3 separate regions of the Homo sapiens genome follow, and all the other regions are linked to region 3. Evidence: read pairs that join two places in POLR2A ChIA-PET (ENCODE). Cell type or tissue: PC-9. All regions are shown on one strand. Each heading gives the region's core, and the rest is flanking DNA. Links, peaks and the distances in the headings are about the cores only.

The links. Peaks named below come from ENCODE experiments on the same cell type or tissue, not always from the same donor. Only the 100,000 strongest peaks of a DNase experiment are listed, where the experiment ranks them.
Region 1: POLR2A ChIA-PET joins it to region 3 with 9 read pairs; 2 of 35 experiments call an interaction of 5 or more read pairs at or near these places.
Region 2: POLR2A ChIA-PET joins it to region 3 with 7 read pairs; 3 of 35 experiments call an interaction of 5 or more read pairs at or near these places.

What each region holds. Positions count from the first base shown.
Region 1 is chr5:154,109,638-154,116,372 of GRCh38, reverse strand. No RefSeq gene overlaps it. Among named protein-coding and RNA genes, the nearest start is that of MFAP3, 74 kb to the right of the region's middle. In PC-9, for the core only: no CTCF peak of the experiment used is centred there; no DNase peak of the experiment used is centred there.
Region 2 is chr5:154,454,860-154,461,594 of GRCh38, reverse strand. SAP30L (SAP30 like) reads right to left here. Exons shown (of 4, transcript NM_024632.6): 4 at 542-5,695. The coding sequence ends at 5,567. Among named protein-coding and RNA genes, the nearest start is that of SAP30L, 12 kb to the right of the region's middle. In PC-9, for the core only: no CTCF peak of the experiment used is centred there; no DNase peak of the experiment used is centred there.
Region 3 is chr5:154,218,445-154,225,179 of GRCh38, reverse strand. The region is part of intron 1 of GALNT10 (polypeptide N-acetylgalactosaminyltransferase 10); the gene reads right to left. It overlaps LOC107986465 (a long non-coding RNA gene), which reads right to left. Exons shown (of 2, transcript XR_001742939.1): 1 at 5,489-6,735; 2 at 2,747-5,122. Among named protein-coding and RNA genes, the nearest start is that of GALNT10, 31 kb to the right of the region's middle. RefSeq lists enhancers at 5,377-5,881, 5,882-6,388. In PC-9, for the core only: no CTCF peak of the experiment used is centred there; DNase peaks (open chromatin) are centred at 1,559, 3,499 and 4,339; H3K4me3 peaks cover 629 bases; H3K27ac peaks cover 4,057 bases.

The DNA.
Region 1 (6,735 bases), core at 748-5,747, 110 kb after region 3:
CAATCACTGAATCCTCAAAAGAATCATATAAGGCAGGTACTGTGACAATCCCAGTTTTAGAGACGAGGGAAGCAAGGATCCAGAGGTTCCAGAATTTAATCAAAACCACATACCTAATGAGTAGCTGAGCTAGGATTTTTAACTTACACTCTTGGACTCTAAAGCTAAATCACTGAACAGCACCACTTCCTCAGAGGGGAATCTCAGCTGCTGCCCCATGCAAGCATCGCCTCTCTCTCTGAGTGAATCCAGTGGTGGGAAACTTACCATCTGCCCAGACATCTTATTCCGTTTTCAGATGGCCGTTGAAATAATCACTACTTATGTTTTCATAGGGCTTTGTAGTTACCACATATGACACTCATTCAGTAAATATTTATGGGGGGCCTACTACTGTGCTGAGGGCTGTGCAAGGTATCTGACCTCCCACCCACTCTGAGGGCTCTGGAGGCAATTCTTTCACTTTTCTTCTGTGTATGAAGAAAGGGAGGCACAAAGAGATTGATGACTTGCCTAAGGTCACACAGAGCCAGGACCACCACCAGCACCACCACCGCCAACTATTTCTTGGAGGTTTAGCACGTACCAAGAACTGTGCTAAGTGCTCTACACAGTCGTATGGGGCTTGAGAACTCCTGTTCAGTGCTCCTTCCACTGCCCCAGCTGGCTTTCCCACACTTTCATTTCTGATCCCCACTTTTCTGCATGGAGCTTCTGGCCAGAGGATTGGGTACCGGGATGCCTGGGAGCGGCATGAGTCTTAGAGAGAGGCAGATAATTTGGCTTCCTTCCCTAGCCCCGGCTCATCACACCTGCTGCTGTAGGAGAAGGCACTGACAGCTCCAAGAATGAGCCCTTGATTAACATCTCATCCTCTATAAATAAGTGAGTAAAGACACTCTGCATAAACAGCTTCACTGCTTCCCCTGTGCCCATTAGTGTTCCCCCCGCCTTGGCACTGATTTTGGGCTTTACCACTTCAAACTGTCAGCCAAACTCCTTAGCTTGGCAGTGGGTCCCCTGGCCTTCTGGTCTAGTTGAGCTGTCTTCTCTCTGGACTTACCAGTTGCCTATACAACTAGTAGCCAGTTTACCCTGAGAAGGCATGGGTTCAAATCCCAGCTCTGCCACTTTTGGCTTTGTCACCACAGATGAGTTACTTAACTTCTCTGCCATGTAGAATAGGGATGATAAAAATAGTCTGTATCCAGAAACTTACATCCTGGTTGGGAAGACAGACGCAAAACAAGGTTAAGCAGTCATGTACATGAGACTTTCCGTCAGTGATGAATAGTGTGATTGAGACTGGTTGAGGGTGGTCAAAAAGGGCTCCTCTGCGTAGGTGATATTTAAGCTAAGACACTAACCATGTGAAACAGCTGGTCCAAAGAGGATCTAAGAGCGGCTGGCTCCAGGCAGAGAAAGAACAGAGAGCGAGTAGAAACAGGGAGCCAGACTCTGGGCCAGCTCTCTGGGGAGGGCCTGGCAGGGGAAGGGACTCGTTCAAGGGGTCTCTGATGCTAGGAGATGGGTGAGAAGATTGTCCAGGCCTCTCATAAGGAACATATTGAGGGGAGATGGTGTCCTAGAGATTGGGTTGGCATTAATAAGTGGTTAAAGAATGGGGAGGAAAGACTAGGGGACACTGATGTTGTCAAGAGGCCCATAAGCAAGTTTCCAGGGGCTGGGCTGTAGCAGCACCTTCCACTGAGGAGTGGAGAGAAGGTGGCAGATTCTGCTTTCCTCTCTCCAGGTCCCCCATCTTCTCTCCCCTTTCCTAAGTTTAGCCACTTATACAATGATGTGCTGATAAGTGTTTAACAACTGGCTTTCCAAGCAAATACAAAAGGCACTGATTTATAGCTATTGCCAATTGTTGTGGTGTAAACATTCCCACCCTGGCCAATTTTAAGCTGCCAATGTAATGTCTGTGATGGAGGAGTTGAAAGAGATGTGCACAGTGAGATCTGAGCAGCTGGTGCAGGCTGGCTCCAGCACACCATCACATTTACACCTGAGTAATAATGTATACCATTTATACCCTGAGTAAGAATGACCAGCATTTACGAAGCACTCACTATGTAACAGCAACAGTTGCCAGCACTTCATATCTGCTAACTCCCAACAACCCTATGAGGTGGAAGCTCGTAATATCCCAATTACACAGAAACACAGTCTCATAGGTTCAACAACTTGCTAAGGTCATGCAGGTAGGAGATGATGGAGCCAAGATTAAACTCAGAGAGTCTGATTCCAGAGCCTGTGCTCATCAGATGAATTTATTTTTCTATTTTGATTTTTTAATGGTTTAAAACTTTTTAATTATAGTATAACTTATGTAAAGTGAATGAATCCTAAGTGTACAGCTCAATAAATTTTTACATATATACATTCTTGTAACCAAATCAAGTTATAGAACATTTTAAGTCCAGCTGGCTCCTTCATCACCCTCCCCTGTGACACTCTTCCTCCAGAGGTAACCACCATTCTAATTTTTATCAGCATAGATTCATTTTTCCTGTGCTTGGATTTTGATGTAGATGGAATCATTTGGTACATAATTTCTTGCATCTCATTTCTTTCTCTCCAGTGGTGTGTCTATGAGATTCTTCCATGTCATTGCATGTATTAGAAGTTTGTTCTTTTGCGCTATCATGTGGTATTTCACATTGTGTGAAATCACTATGAAATATGTATCTATTCTCCCATGGATGAATGTTGGGGTTATTTCCACAGAGCATGCTCATAATCACTAGGATGTACTGTCACTCAGGTATGGGTGGGATTCCCTGAGTCTTCTGAGAGATTTGCATCCTTAGCATGTGGGCTGAATGGTATCACTGACTGTGTTAGTTTCTGATTGCCGCTGTAACAAATTACTGCACACTCTGTAGCTTAAAACAACACAAATGTGTCATCCTACACCTCTGGAGGTCAGAAGTCTAAAATGGGACAGCAGGGCTACAACCCTTCTGGAAGTTCTAGGGGAAAAATCTCTTTCCTTGTCTATTCTAGATTCTGGAGGCCTCCTGCATCACTCCAACCTCTGCTTCTGTCATCACATCTTCTCTTATTCTGACACCTCTATCTTCCTGTTATCTGAATGTTGTGATTATATTGGGACTATCCCAGACAATCCAGGACAATCTCCCCATCTCAAGATCCTTAATCATATCTGCAAAGTCCTTTTTGCCACATAAGGTAACATATTCACAAGTGATGGGAATTATTAGTAGACCATGGATGGCTTTGGGGGATCATTATTCTGCCCATCACACTGGACTATCTACTAAGTAAGGAATATTGATGTAATGAACAGAGCCCTGGGGTGGGAATCGGGAGCCTGGGGTTTCAGGGTGGACTCTGCATTGAGTCTCAGTGTGACCTAGGGTGATCCCTCACCTCTCTGGGCTTTGGATAGATATAAAATGAAAAGCTGGACCAGATGATCCAACCCAAAGGTGCCTTCCAATCTCCACTTTATATGATTCTACAGAGAAGCTTTAGGCTTGGAGTTCTACCCAGCCACATTTTTTTTTTAACTGCATGTGCTCATGTCTTTCCATCCCCAGGGAAAAGGGAGTGTGCCTCCTGAGAAGACCAGAGAGGCTTACAGCATGTCACCCCCTTCCTCTCCCTTTCTCTTCCTTTCCATCACATGGCCTCTGGGCCTTTCATCCAGAATGTCTTTGAAACCTTGGTATTGTCTTGCCAGTTACCCCAGGTCATACCCTCCCACTTTCAATCTTCCTTTAAGTAGAAGTTTAAAAACCCAATTTGAAAAAAAAAAGAAATGGTTGCCCACATCATTTCAAGGGCCTGGCTGATCAAGTAGCTCCTTCAGGAGGCAGAGTGCAAAGCTCTCAGGAAGAAGTAACAGAGATGCCCTGATTACTCAGTTCTGATATAAGCACACCTGTTCTTTCATTTGCATTTGAGGGCTGTTCAAGCCAAGGACTCCCAATAGCTATTGAAAAGTGAAAGTGAGAAACCAAATTGTTTTCTTTTTTTTCCCCAAACTGGAAGCCTGCTTTGTTGGAAAGTGAACCAGCAGCTTGTTGGGCCTCCACATTTTCCAGGTGCCAAGCAGTTGATCTTTCCCAACTGAAATCTTGTGGTTGATCACCTCCTCCATCCATGCTTTCATTGATATAATCATTTATTAGCAACCACTTATTCAGAATTATTCACCACATGCTAGTTAGTGCATGTGTTTGAAGTCAGATACTCATTCGATAAATGTTTTTTAGGCATCTATTATATGTTGGGTGCTGTGCTCGGCACTGGGGACAAAATAATAAGCAAAACAGACAAGGGGCCTGGCCTCATGGAGCTTGTACTGATGGAGGAGACATATGGTAATCACATAATCCCACAAAACATGGAATTACGGACTGTGGTAAATGCCATGAAGGAGAAACTAGGGAAGCTGTGAGAGCTGATTACAAGAGGGTATGACATGGTTTAGGGGTTGGGAGAGTCTGCCTTGGGGAAATCCTTTTGAGCCAAGAGCTGAAGATCTGAAACCATAATTAACTGGGTGAAGAAGGGCATGTGATGCTACCAGGGAAACTGCTCAGGGAAAGGCCCCAAGGCAGAAGGAAGCTGAAAATATTGAGGGCTTTGAAGAAAAGCGGAGAGTGAGTGAGAAGGGTGGGGAAGGAACACATAATGGAAAGTTTTGAATTTATTTTACTTTATTTTTTTTTCTGAGACAATATCTTGTTCTGTCATCCAAGCTGGAGTGCAGTTATACAACCATGGCTCACTGCAGCCTTGACCTTCCAGCCTCAGGTAATCCTCCCACCTCAGTCTCCCAAGTAGCTGTGACTGCAGGTGCATGCCACCATGACTGGCTAATTTTTAATTTTTTTTTAGACATGGGGTCTCCCTATGTTGCCCAGGCTGGTCTCAAACTCCTGTGCTCAAGCGATCCTCCCACCTTGGACTCCCAACACGCTGGGCATGAGCCAGGCATAAGCCACTGTGCCCTGCCTGAATTTCCTAATTCTGCGATAAAGTCCGTGAACAAGTTAACTTTCAGTGTTCTCATCCATAAAATGGGTACAATAATTCCTTCCTTGCAGGGTGGCAGAAGAACTTACTGAGATAAAGTATGCAAAGTGCTTGGCCCTGAACCTGGTCTATGACAATCTTTGAATAAATGGTAGCAATTAGTTTATGACTGTGTGCAAGGTGTGCTGTTGCTGAGACGTGGGGAGGAGAGATGAATCAGATTGGATCCATGCCTTTGAGCAGCTTCTAATACAGTCAGGGAGATCAGCAATAGCTAGTCCATCAGTGTGCTATCAGAGTTTGTCTGCTGAGAGTATTGTGGGAGTCAGGCTCAGAGGAGGGAGTTCTGATCCTGTGGGGAGTCAGGAAAGACTGGTTGGAGGAAGAGGCATCTGACTCACACAATAAACATGAAGCATGCATGGAAAGCAAGGAACATCTTCCTTTCCTTCCTGCAGGAAACCAGGGAGCATCTTCGCCTCGCTGGGAGCATCTGGGAAGCAGAGAGAGAAACAGCTGTGTTCCCTGACCTTCTGTTGAAGTGCAGGAACTCAGAGGCGTCACTTCTCTTATTAATCCAGCTGTGAGCATTTTTTAGGCTAGCTGTCCCCCCATCCCTGAACCCCTGAGGAATGAGGTGCAGAGCCTCCAAACAATATCATTAAAATGCTTCCCAGGAAGAGACTGAAGCCCAGCGGGTGAGAAGCTGACAGCAGCACTTAGCCATGCCGGTGGAGATAGAGGCTGAGGCTGAGACGGGAAGTGCCTCCTGTCTGGCTCTGCACCCACTAGTGAGCCAACCTTGGACACATCCCCTCACCTCTGGGCCTTGGTTTTCTCACCTGTAAAATGAAGATTGGCCTAGATGATCTCAGATGATATTTGTTCCCCTGACATTCCATGTTTTTAAAAGGAAACTATGAAATGGCTACACTACCCCCTTGCTAAGATTTTGGGGACCATTTTTTCTGATAGGATATAGAAGAAAATGAAATGGAGGCAATTCCCCAGGTAATTCTGGCTCCCTCAAAAACCTCTTTATATGCAAAATCTACACAATTGCAAGCTCAGTTTGATTGTGAGCCTAGACTATACCTGACTAGCTAATTCACTTCACTTCCTCTTCCTAAATGTAGAACTTGCGTTGATATTTCTAAGAAATATGTGATCATGGGCAAGTCATTTAACCTTTCCAAGTCTCTCCTTCTTAAAATGAAGACATTCAACTAAATCATCTTTTTGTAGCCCTTTTGGCTCTCATTTTCTTTGCTCTTGTTTATTCCTGGCTTTGATCCTTCTGCAGCTCACTTATCTCCAGGAACAAGTGAGATATGGAAAAAGCAACCCCAGGTGGGCTAGTGTCTCCCTAAATCTCCTGTCGTGATCTGAATTAAATAATGTGTTTAATGGTGCCTTTCACAGACCAGCAGAATAGCAAAGTACTTTATAAGCACAGGCTTTCAGGCAGGCAGCCTGGGATCACATCTGGTCTCTACCACTTACTAGCTGTGTGGCCTTGAACAAGTACCGATCAATGTGAAGTATGTGTAAGTTTCCTTGTCTGTAAAATGGGAATTAGGATGGCCTATTGCTATTCTAATGAGAGTTAACTGCATATTGCTTAGAGTTGTTAGGAGGATTAAATATGTAGTGTTTTCCAGGAAATTTCTATCTACTGTAAGAGAAAACATATTTTTCTGATAAACATGCAACTGACCC
Region 2 (6,735 bases), core at 628-5,627, 240 kb before region 3:
GTCTTTGAGACATTTAAACATTGGGATGTTTACATGAAGATCTGAATTTCCAGCTTCTCCAGTCAAATTGCAAGACCCGGTCACACAGGGCTGGTGTGCCCATAAGGCTACAGTAGCGGGGAGCTGAGTAGTGGCTGCCCTTAGAAGGGACCTGAGTTTTCCAGTTTGCAGCTCACCCTCTGCAGATATTTCAATGTGCAATCAATCCTCCATACAGTTTATTTAGATGGAGAACTGAAGACCCAGAGAGAGAACTCTATTTGCCCAGTGCATCCAGTACACTACATGGAAGTTGAGCTCCAGACTCAGGCTGTTGGACCCAGTCAGTCTCTTTCCAGGTGAGTGAATGGGATAGCAGTACTGGAACTTGGGCCTAACCTTCTGGGATCTAAACTCAGTGTGCACTGGGGATGTAGGTGCTAGTATTTGGAGCTGGGAGGAAAGACCACTGTCATTAATCACTGTAATACACTGCCAGGGGCCAAATGTGGAAGTGAAAGCATCTGAATTCTATATAAAAATTCAAAGGGAAGACAGAGGGTCTCTTACTCATTCAGATTATTTATTAAGAGCAAAAGTCGGGCCATCCCATCGTGTGATATTGCAACATGAAAAGTCACATACATACTAAGGAGACCCCACAGAATTGAGAGCCTTTCAACAGTACAGAGCCATAGATTACGAAGTTAAAATACAAATGATCCCCCAGATTTGGCAGGAAACAAGTACAATATGAGGAGGCCTGGAATGGAAGGGCACTTACTTTTCAATAAGGCAGTTACAAAATGGGAAAAAAAACCCCCAAAACCTTGTACCCCAAAATATACTCTGATGAGCGTAGCAGACAATAGAAATGTAAAAGAAGGATCCTGTATAACCCTCTGTCATTGGCAAATGTGTGCATTAAGTGAAAGCAACTGAAGGGTTTGTGTTTTAAGATGCAAGCTAGATGAAACAACTGACTGTAGACATTTCTACCTCAAGAACAGTTCATATCTTGCCCTAGGCTGGGTTCTACCTCAAAACACCAGACCCACTTTACCATTTCTAACCATAAACTTGGAAACAGTCTATAATACAATGAAAGGAATAAAAAGGCACCCCTAGAGCACCATGCTTCCCAAGGCATGATCTTGAGCTCATCTGCCCTTCGGTTCGACTGCCCAGCTCAGTAACAGGGACCAGGAGCCAGGGCCAGCTGAATTACACAACCTCAAAGGATCGCCTGGAAGGCAGATATCTGACCAAGAGATCACAGACCAAGCACATTTCATGAGAATTTAAATGCTAGGACAATACTACCTCTCCCAATAGGGCTTTTGAACCCTGGTTTTAAATAACAGGCTAGATCTGTTTTCCCTTACCACTCATTTTGCAAAACTCAACTGGCCTAAACATTTCGCTCAATCTTGAGTTCTGCAGGTTGGTCCCTGAGAGCTAGGTTGGCCTTGGGAATTTCTGCTCAATTTTAAGTTCTCAAGAATCTGAGGGCAGCCGATTTAGACTGAATTAGAGTCATCCTATAGGTCAGAAAGAAAGAATGCTAGACAGGTCAAGAGGGCCAGAGGTTGGTTCTGATAATGCCATATGACCTCAGGCACATCTTTTTGAGTTTTAGTTTCCCCATCTCTAAAAACGGATGATTGGACAACAGCAAGCTTAACAGACTTTCCACCTTGAAAATACGGCACTTCTCTGACGCTTAGACCTTAAGTCCTGAAGCGTTGTTTTCTCAGCAAAAACAGTGCAAAGTCCTTACAGGAATCTAAGGTACAAGCCCTGGGCAACCATGAAAACTTTAAACTTCATGCAAAGCAACGAAGTTATAAATCCTCCAGCTGAACAATTTCCTGATGATGTGAGCATCCGTTTTTGTGGGGCAAGCACAGAACTGAGTCCTCATCTGTCTGAGGTTTAGCAGGCTGCTAACATCTTCTCATCCCCCTCTCCTCTCCCCAAGCTTTGGCAGAAACAAGCCAGCCAGTAGGGTTTTCTCAACATTCTCCAACAAGGAACTGAGTGGACTAATACTCAGGGGTAAGGACAGTGTACCAAAGTGTCCATGTCCTAGCATTGTTTCTTTCCAAAAGGCAAACGCTATGCTTTGGGACAGTGCCAGCAATTAGGTGCTTTGCCAAAAATAACTTGTCCCATGTGGCCCCCATGGGGCAGAGACTAAGATGGAAATTACAGAGAACATAGAAAAGCCAGAGGTTTACAAAGAACAGGCTTCTCCACGAGGTAGTGGGTTCTCTGTCCTCGGAGGTGTTTAAGTCCAGACTGCTCAACCCCTTGGTGGGATGGTTGTAGGCAGAATGTCAGCACCTATGTGGAGACTAGACTGGATGACTTAACAGCCCTTTCCCAACTTTGAGATCCTGTCATTGTAATGACTGAGAGCGCCTTTGGATGACTTCCATGAAGCAACTGCTCTGGGCAACAGCCTCCCTCAATAGGCAAGGCCCCCAGAGTAAGCTCCTTCTTCCATCCTCTCCCTCCCAACAGGCAGTTGCCCTGCAGGATATTAACAAAAAGCTTCCCACAAAATAAAAAGCCTAAACACCAAAATTAGATGCAACACTGCAGCTGCAAACAATTGTTACTATCTGTTCTCTGAAAGGCTAGCAGTGACTATTTAGCTATGACAGGAACATCTAAAAACTTGGCAGCTGTAACATGTAAGTAAAATTCCTCTTCATTTTACAACACCGGTCTTGAATCCTTTGGTTTTTAATCTTTCATGAGATTCAGCTGTGATCTTTTTTTTTATATGCTGTTGCCAACCTAAGAGTTTGTTCCTTGAAGCAAGAAGTTTGTCCATTGGTTTTTAAAACATCTTAAAACAACATGAATGGCAGGATACTGATGTTTCCATGTGAGAACCTTCAGGGCATATCAAAGAACCATACCAGGCTGGAACTGAGGCAGGAACCATACTCTTTAAGAAGACAACGCCAGTTCTGGATTTCAAATTCCAGTTTTGCCCAGAAGCACCAAGAGGAAAGAAGGCAATGCTGCTACGTCACAGGTGGAGAGAAGCGCAAGAGTCCTTGATGGATGGTATAAAAATGGAGCAGCCAAGATGAACATTGCTTTCCCCACACCCCACTGCTCCCTGAAGCCAGACCCCGTTGCTCTGGAGGGCCTGGCCACTTCTCACAGGCAGGAGTCCCTTGCCCACAGATAGAGCCACCAGAAACTGCAGAAGAGGCTAAGGCGAGTGGTTTAGTGGTTTGATGAAAGAACAGATTTCTGGACATAAGAAAAACATAGGTTCAAATAGCTTTGTCTTTTCTCTCACCTGACCTGTTGAAAGGTCAGATTGAAAAGGTTGAAAAGATGCCCACAACCTCCACTTTCCACAAGCACCTCTCCTTAGAGGAAAGACAAGGGACCCAAGTACACACACAGCATCTGGCTGAAGGTAAAACATTTCCCCAGGTTTCGCTTTGGAATAAAGATTCTTTCAGACACAATTGAACAGATGGATCCTACCATCATATATTCTTGTGCAGAAGCTATTGTCTCTCTCAACTGGGAAAACAGATTTGCTGCTAAAGAAATAGTGATGTGACCTACACGCCCACAATTCTGGTTTACGTATCAGAAAAATACACTTTTTTACTCATTAAGATATGGACATTTCCATGGAGCAAGTTAACAATGCCTTAACCTGCAGGCCCCATCTGCCCCTCAGCCTTCTTGATGCCTGTATCAACATCCTTCAGCTGTAAGCAGGGAGAGAATCTCTAAACACATAGTGAATGTGAATGACTGAAAACACTCACAGAGCACTGGACATGCCATCCACAGCCAGGAGGCATACCAAAATAGGATGCCCTCACAGTCCAGAGTATATTCTATATACAACCATTTATATATATTTAATTTAAAAGGCTGCAATCTGCTAGACATGCATTTTGAACACAGGCGAAAGCTTTGCTGCAATGGAACATACTGCATTTTAGTGAGCGTGGTGACCCTGTCCCCATTCCACAGAAAGCGTGGTACTCTGCTCCACAGAACTGAGACCTTTGGACACTCCGCCGCCCTGCTCAGTAGGGGGTTTAGTCCTGACTTCTCTGTGATGGTGCTCAGATTAAGTCATCTGTGAAACTCTCTGCCAGGCCAGGCTGTCCATTGTTCTTATTATTTAAGGCTTAAGAAATTAACTCAGAATTGAAACTGAGTAGGAAAATGACACCTTTGACCATATGTCAAGATGGTCATAAATTAGAATCCAAATTCTTTTCTTTTCTTTCTCCCACCCTCCTACCCCATACCCTCTGCCCTCCATTACACAGATTAAAGAATTTTGCAAAAGCACATTTTTGGATATAAAGCTTTGTTTTCACAGGATACTTTGGCTCTGATATAATTAGATTGAGGAGTTCAACGTTTTGAACAACAAAAAAATTAGGTAATTTTCAAAAATTATTTTAGCAATCTTTCTCCCTAAGAGGGAGGCAAATTGTTCACAAAAATGAGCATCAGATGGAATTGACCTTTGTTGCCCAAACTCATGATTTGCTGATGACCAGAGCCCAGGGAGTCAAGGCCAGCCAGACTTTCAATCCTAAGCTGAACTTCTGGGCAGGAATCACATGGCCCCTGGCAGCTTGCATGGTGGTTGTGAACTTAGGATGAAAACTTCTAAAAATACTTGCCCCAACCTACTAAATATGTCAGTGTGTCAATGCATTTATTACCAAGAAGCTTGGCTGAAGTCATAATATCTAACTGCACCCCAAAGAGTGAAGCATAGTGGGGTGCATAAGGGACCGTATCTTCTGTGAGGGTCTCTATATCAGTGTTTCTGGAACCTCAACGAATAGTTTTGCACATGCAACTGTCCTGAAATCCTTATCTGATCAGAAACTTCCTTGTTGGTGCATCAGGATTTCCTCCACATTCTAGCAGTTAAGTGGTGAGCAACAGAAATGGCAGAGGTCTCAGTCATGAGAGGTGTGAAGCGGATGTTACAAGGCTGGCACTATTAGTGACAGCTCAATTAGCCAATACCTACTGATTGAGTGCCTACTGTGTACAAGGCACAGGGTGAGTGAGGGGGACCAGTGTCAAACTGATCTGCTGATAAATGACAAAGCTTGCAACAAAGCGGGCGGGATATCTATGTCGCCAGCGGGCAGCATGCAAGTCCAGATGTGGGTCTGCTCATGCACTTCCATGGCCAATTGCACCTTGCTGCTATTCCAAGCTACAGCTCACACGTGGCAGCCTGGTGGATAAGGTGATTACCAAAATATTTCTTATCCCACATTTCCAGTAGAATTGATTTAATGCTTTGTTGAATGCTGAAATACATAGTTTTTAATTCTTTTAATGATCCTGATTTTTTTAGTCCAGAGTTATCGTAAAAGAAAGTCTTTCTATACACATGCTGAATCATGAGAATATAATCCTCCTGACCAAAAAGATTTACAGTATTCATCATTCAAACTTTTTTATTTACAATAATATTTAACAGTCTTTATGGGCTTAAATGTAGTAGATATCACCTGTGCATCAAGCATTACACTTCATTCCTTTAAGATGTGCTTCATCCTCACTCAAGCTGCTTGCCACCCTCCGATTTCTGGTCCAGTCTACTCTTGTTACTCTTCACCATGTAGATGAAGTAGGCAAGGGTCTCTTTTTCATTCACAGGTATGTTCCTGAAGTGTCGACTCACAGTCTATGTGGGGGGAAAATACCAAAGTTCCTTAAACCATGCACAAATCACACCGCAAATTCTACATTGTACAAAGAAGCGAATGGAGTTGTTTGCATGCTGTGGCGGGAATGACAAATGCTGAAGAACTTCCTGCCATGTGCGGAACTCAGAGTGCCCTTTGCCCTTCCTCCCCAGGGATGTAGGTGGTTTAATTTCCAGGATCCAAAAGTGGCTTTTTAACCTACAACTCTTCCAAGGTGCAGTTCTATTTCAGTGGCAGCCAACCACCTGTCATGGCATGATTTCACAGTCATACTCATGGAGGAGAGACTGGGACTGCTCTGGTTGGCCAGCTGCTACCAAACCTCTCAGGCCTTGAAAGTGGGAAGAAATGTGTCTTTAAAAAATTGTGGGGCAGGCGTGGTGGCTCACACCTATAATCCCAATGCTTTGGGAGGTTAAGGTGGGAGGATTAGTTGAGGCCAGGAGTTCGAGACCAGCCTAGGCAACACAGTGGAGAACTCATCTCTACCAAAAAATTAGCCAGGTGTCGTAGCATGCACCTGTGGTCCCAGCTACTCAGGAGGCTGAGGTGGGAGGATCACTTGAGCCCAGGAGGTTGAAGCTGCAGTGAGCTGTGACTGCACCCCAGCCTAGGAGACAGAGCAAGACCTTGTCTCAAAAACAAATAAAAATTGGGTTAGGCTGGGGATGGTGGCTCACACCTGTAATCCTAGCACTTTGGGAGGCCAAGGCAGGCAGATCACCTGAAGTCAGGAGTCCGAGACCAGCCTGGCCAACATGGTGAAACCCAGCCTCTACTAAAAATACAAAGATTAGCCGGGTGTGGTGACAGGCACCTGTAATCCCAGCCACTCGGGAAACATGGAGAAGAATCACTTGAACCCGGGAGGTGGAGGCTGTGGTGAGCTGAGATCATAGCAATGCACTCCAGCCTGGGAGATAGAGCAAGACTCTGTCTTTAAAAAAAAAAAAAAATTGTGTTAAATGAACAGCCAATTGAACAAATTGAACAGAGGCATCTGAACCCCAAAATTCTT
Region 3 (6,735 bases), core at 750-5,749:
CGGAGCTTGTGGTGAGCCGAGATTGCGCCACTACACTCCAGCCTGGGTGACAGAGCAAGACTCTGTCTAAAAAAAAACAAACAAAAAAACCCCAAAAAGGCCAGGTGTGGTGGCTCACGCCTGTAATGCCAGCACTTTGGGAGGCTGAGGTGGGTGGACTGCTTGAGGTCAGGAGTTCAGGACCAGCCTGGCCAAAATGGTGAAAGCCCATCTCTACTAAAAATACAAAAAATTAGCCAGGCATGGTGGTGCACACCTGTAGTCCTAGCTACCCAGGAGGCTGAGGCAGGAGAATCACTTGAACCCGGGAAGTGGAGGTTGCAGCGAGCCGAGATCCTGCCACTGCACTCTAACCTGGGAGACAGAGCGAGACTCCATCTCAAAAAAAAAAAAAAAAAAAAGAAGTGAGCTTCTTGTAGACAGAGACTGTGTTCTGTTGTCCACTGTATCTTCAGTATCTACCACAATGTCTGGCACATATTAACATATTAGATACTCCATAAATATCAAATGACTGTTTATAGAATGAATAAATGTTTGGATGAATGAATGGTAAATGAATGAATCTGGTTAGCTTAATGAATGAATAAATAAATGTACAAATAGTATAAAACTTCATTTTAGCCAAAAGTTTCTGCCTTTTCCAGGAACCACCTCATTTATCAGAATTAGCTAACAAATTACAAGCTGGACAAATTGAGTTTCTCTCTTCTCCCTTGTTACGTCTGAGAGCAATGAAGTATGCAAAATACAGATGGACGAGGAAGAAGGAGGAAGCAAGAGACTGGGTCAAATTAGTCCCAGATTATAGAAGAATTGATAGAATAAGAATGATGAATGGGGAAGGTGGCTACTACTTTTGGATTATGTATTTATCCTTTCTTGTCCATTTCTGTGGCTAATGACCTAGCTGGGGGCCCCAACACTTACAGTGGGGACCACAAGATCCCCAACGGTTCTCTGTACCTCCTCTACTTCCTTGTCCTTCTAGGACACACAACCTTCTATAATACTTCCCCTCCCCGCTGCTCAAATGCTTCAGTGGATCACTATTGCCTCTGGAATCAAATTCAAACTTCTAAGCCCAAATTTCAAGGACTTTTGAGAATAGATTTTAATCGCCTTTTCTCTCTGTTCCCCTTAAGGAAAATGAGGCTATAGTCAACAGATCCCAGGACCATTCCCACCTCTGCATCATTACTTATGCTGCTCCCTCCAATTGTTCTGCTGTTGTTGTTTAGTTTTTTAGTTTTTTTTTTTGAGACAGGGTCTTGCTCTGTCACCCAGGCTGGAGTGCAGTGACGCGATCTCAGCTCACTGCAACCTCCACCTCCTAGGATCTGGTGATCCTCCTGCCTCAGCCTCCTGAGTAGCTGGGATGACAGGCCTGCACCACCACGCCCAGTTAATCTGTGTATTTTTAGTAGAGATGAGGTTTCACCATGTTGGCCAGGCTGGTGTCAAATTCCTAACCTCAGGTGATCCACCCGCCTCAGCCTCCCACAGTGCTGGGATTACAGGTGTGAGCCACTGCACCCGGCCTGCTCCCTCCAATTGTTATTCCCTTTCTGTCATCTTTGTTGCCAAGGTTAAGTACATCCTTCAAGGCCTAGCTCAAATGCTAACCCCTTCATGGTGCTTTCTGGCACAGAGCCAAAAATAAATGTTCACTTCTTGCTCTACAATGCTCTGTTTATAACTTGCTTATAGTTCCTTAATACAGTCTACCTTATACTAGAGAGGCAATTTAGCCCAAAGGTTAAGAATGGGGCCTTCAAAGTCAGACAGTATTGGGATTGAATCCAGGTCCCCCATGTCCTAGCTGTACGAACTGGGGAAGTGACTTAACTTCTCTAAGCCTGTTTCCACATCTGCCAAATTAAGACAATCTACCTCAGAGGGTTGTTCTGAGGATTATCAAGCCAATAAAGCAGATCACGCATGCAATAATGATTAGTATTAGAATGCATGCCTTACGCCTCTCCCTCCACAGATGAGGGCATCCTGAGAACAGTGTCCATGTCTGATTATGTCTGTACCTTTCCTTCCATCTCTTCTAGCACCTAGTACGGTGCCCTACACAGTGTTTTTCTCAAATTATGCAAAATAATATCCAAACTCAGAGTTAATATGATAAATATTCATGTTGGTACCACATTCAGGTTCCACGGGATTCTTAAGGTTTACTACATTTGTTAAATTTCAATGTCTTACTTATCCCTGGAAACCCCATATGCTCTAGATTTTGCCAGATGATACTGATACCTTATTAGGAAAACAAAAAGGCAAGCCACAGATTGGGAGAATATATTCACAAAACATATATTAGACAAAAGACTTGTAGGCAGAATACATAAAACATTCTTAAAACTCAACAAGACAATCCAATTAAAAAATGGCAAAAGATTTTAACAGATACTTCACAAAAGACATAAAACGGCCAATAAACACATGAAGAGATGCTCTTCATGGCAGAATGTAAATTTCATGTGAGACATTAAGATGTCACTTCTTCACATCTACCAGAATGGCTAAAATTAAAGACTGACCATTCTAAGTGTTGGTGAGGATGCGGAGCAGCCAGACTCTTATACACTGATGGTGGGAATGCAACATGATACAGCCACTTTGGAAAACAATTTGGCAGTTTCTTAGAAAGATATATATATACCATACAATCCAGCCATTCCATTCCTAAGTATTTACCCAAGAAAAACAAAAACATATATATACACAAAGACTTGTATACAAATGTTTATAACAGCTTTATTTGTAATAACCCAAAGCTAGAAACAATCCAAATGTCCATCAACAGGTAAATGAATAAATGAATTAGTCTATCCATGTAATGGTCTACTACTCAGCAATAAAGAATGCACTGTTGATACACACAAGAACATGGATGAATGTCAAAAAGCATCATGCTGAGTAAAAAAAAAAAAAACAGGCAAAAAGGAACACATACTATATTATTCCTTCAATACAAATTTCTAGAAAATGTAAACTCATCCAGAAAGACAAAAAGCAGGCAGGTGGTTATTAGGGGACACAGAGAGGAATGGGTAACAAAGGGGCACAAAGAACCTTTTGGAGGTGATAGAAAGGTTCATTCTCTTGACTGTGATGATGGCTTCACAGGTTTATATATATGTTAAAATTGATCAAGTTGCACACTTTTAAAATGTGCAGTTTATTGTAATTCAAATATACTTCAACTAAGCTTCACGGAAAAAAAAGTACCAATACTTAAAAAAAAAATCCTTTAAAAAACAAGCAGGCAGTCCACTGGCAAAGTAAGCAAGGCCTCAAGTTGGTCTGAAAGCTGCTACTGTAAGCGCGGTGTCAGCATAAAGAGTGGCAGGAAGGCCAAGAAGCAGGAAGCTAGGCAGACAGGCCTCAAGTCGCACTGCGGAGTGCTGTAAATGTGGCTTGAAGATGACTGGCTTTTTGAGGTTGCCTTCGTGGCAAAACTAATTTCTTCAGTACCCAAGTCCTGGCAGTCCAATACTTAGAGCCTGAGAGAGATGTCAGGTTGCATTCCTGTGGTTTTTTTTCCTTTTCCTGTGTTCACTGTGAAAGTGATTCCTGGGTGCCTGTGAAGCCTTCACCCAAAAGCAGGCTTATAATGGTGAAATTTCAGGCATGGCTGGAGGCCTAAAGACACAGATCCTTGGGGAATAGGAGCGGCTGAGTTTTAGAATGGCTCCAGGCAGGAGCTCTGTGCAGGATGTGCAGACTCAGTAAGGCACAACTCAGGGGCACCCTAACCCCCGGAGCGGTGCAGGGAGGATACCCCTCACCCCAGAGCCCCTGGGAGGCAGAATTCCCTGCTCCAGTCATATAGGAAGGATGGGGCCTTCCCAGTGCTCCCTTCAGCAAATATTATTTTAAGAGAAGAGCTAAAAAATGAAATGTCAGTGGAGCAGCCGAGGGACATAACTACCTATTCACCCACGTACCCTGATTCTAGCCCTTGTCTGTTATAACATTACCTTATATTATAAGAGTGCGTCTATCTAGAAGTCCCTTAACCTCCCGGTGTCCTGACTTGCCCATCTGTTGAATAGGAGGAAAATCCCTACCTATTTCATTTATCTTACTTGTGAAGGACAAAAGTGCACATAACCCTGAGAATCCTGGAACAGAGGGGTCAAACTGGCAGGTCACAATCAAGACCCTGCAGGCACAGATGGCTTTATTTGGCCTGCATGATATTTAAAACTCAGGACAGTCCATATTTTTAAAAATCCACAAGTCTGTCTTTTCTTGAAAAATCAGAAGAAGGATCTGGCCTTGCTGGACCCACATTCCCAAGCAATTGGCTGGAGCTGAGTAATGACTGACTCATTCAGGTCACTGGCTTGGTCCTGTGGCCATTTGTGTTCACCCCAGAGTCTGTCAGAAAGGTACCTGGACTTCTTCTAGTCCAGACCACTCCTCACCCAGGACATTCTGTGACAGCCCCATCAGATGGCTCCAGCTTTGAACATTTCTCTTGCTGTGGGAACTCCCTTTTAAGGATGCTTATTTGCAGGATTCCATTTGCTTGGAAGTTCTTTCACATATTCCAGCGGAAGGTCTGTCCTGGTAACTTCCACCCTCAGGTCCAGGTCTACTTTCCTTGCAAGCCTACCCACCCCTATTTCAGCACTTCTGGCATTTACAGCCACTGAGTTTCCTCCATGGAAACCTAAATGTGCAGTTTCTTCAGCCCTTCCCTTGAGACATAATTTCCTGATCCCTTGGTGTCCTGGCGCTTTGAACATGCTCCACTTTATCTGTGTCAAATGTGGGTTCTTCCTTCCCATTTTGTCCCAGTGAGCAGGTTGAATTAATTAGTAACTCATGTTCCTGCATGGTGGCTCTCTGGCGGGCTTCAAAGGGAGGCAGTGTCACTGAGTACTATAAGCAATACTAAATATGTTGTCAGTTTTAGTCTCAACATCCCAAATGATAAAAATAGATCTCATGGCATCAGACAGGATAATTCATCTTCTCTAAAAATCATTTCCAAAACAAAAATGAAACATCAGGGATTCCCATGTTTAAAAAATTATGTACGTCTTGGAGTGAAAGTAATTGTTAAAAAATAAGTAGCCCATACTTGGAGGCTAAGCACTTCCTATGGAAAGGAAATAAACAATATGTGAAGATTCGCCAGATCAGATCTGTTTAGGACAAAGGTTAAAACAAAGACAAAAATTCTCCTATGCCTACCATGGTTTTCTTGAAGGTCTACTTTGTGGGAGTGGGAAAAGCATTGGGTGTTCATGTCATCTCATAAATGAAATCTCTCTCCCTCTCTCTCTGTGGTGTGTGTGTGTGTGTGTGTGTGTGTGTGAGAGAGAGAGAGAGAGAGAGAGAGAGCGCGAGAGAGTGTTTGAGATCTTACAGAATTCACTTACTGTCTCTGGATCAGTTATCTGTTTTGTAAAACGTTGGGCTTGGAAAGATCACTGAGAGGTTCTCAAATTTGCATTATAATCACCTGGGCGTGTGCTTGTTAAACATGCAGATTCCCCGGCCCACCCATAGAAATGCTGAATCTGGAGGACTAAGGTGGCACCAGGAAGCCGAAGCCGTTGGCTGGGAGAGTGCCCAGGTGATTCTAGTATGTGCAGGTTTTTCAATCTGGTGGTAACAGCCCATGTCCATTCTTCCATCCATTATTTGGCATGCATTGTGTGGCAGGAGGTGTGCTAGACGCTGGAGGATAGAACAGTAAACTGGTCACACAGGCACAGCCTGAAAGGAGCTCATGCATCTGTAGGGTAGGTGAGGGGAGGCCACCAAGGACATGGATGACTGTCCTGGGATACGGTTAGGACCAAGACATCCATAAGCACAGGACACCACAGGAACCCACTCAGGCTGAGGAGGGCAGGGTGGTCAGGGAAGGCTTGCTGGGGGAGATGATGTCTCAGTAGACACCTGAAGCACGTGGAGGACCTGGCCAGGGAGGCCCAGACTGGCACATTAAGGCCTGGGGACCCAGGTAGAGCACATGTCGGGGAGTAGATGAGCTACATTGGGAGCCAAAGGCGAGCAGGTGGGAGAGCAGGGGACTACGACTACAGATGCGGTCAGAGGCCGGAGCAGCAGGGCCTGAGCAGCCATAGCAAGAAGCTGGATTTTATCCTAAAGTCTAGGGGAGCCGGGGGAGGGCTCTGGGCAGGGTAAGGACATGACCAGATGTGTTTTGGAAAGATCACTCTGGTTGCTGTGTGCAGAATACACTGCAGGGAAAAGGACACAGGAAAACAGAAGAAGAGGCTTCAATAAACAAAGACTCAGCACTAGAGGTGGCCAGTGTGGCGAACAGCACTGACTCTCGGGGAAAGCCAAGGCTTCTGTCTTCTTATTCCAGGTCCCACAGGTATGATTACCTTTTCCTTGCTGGAGAAACTTGGGGCTTACAGAACAGGAACTTCTTCCCATCTACACCCTCTCCCCCCAATTCTGTCTGGGCTGCTTGCTTCTCAGACTCAGAAAGGAAAATGGAAGCTGCCAGGTGGTTTTAACGTATTAACAAAAAGCAAGAAGGTTCTAGAAATGGCTCAGAAGAGAAACACCACTCATGCTTACCCTTTGGGAATATAAATACCACCTTAATAATAACTTACTTGTGGTTAGCACTCTACATTTTACAACACTTTGATCGCCATACCTTTTTGAAGATTCTCATTATGCCTGTGAAATGAATATTCCCATTCTAGAGAAGAGGAAACCAAGGCC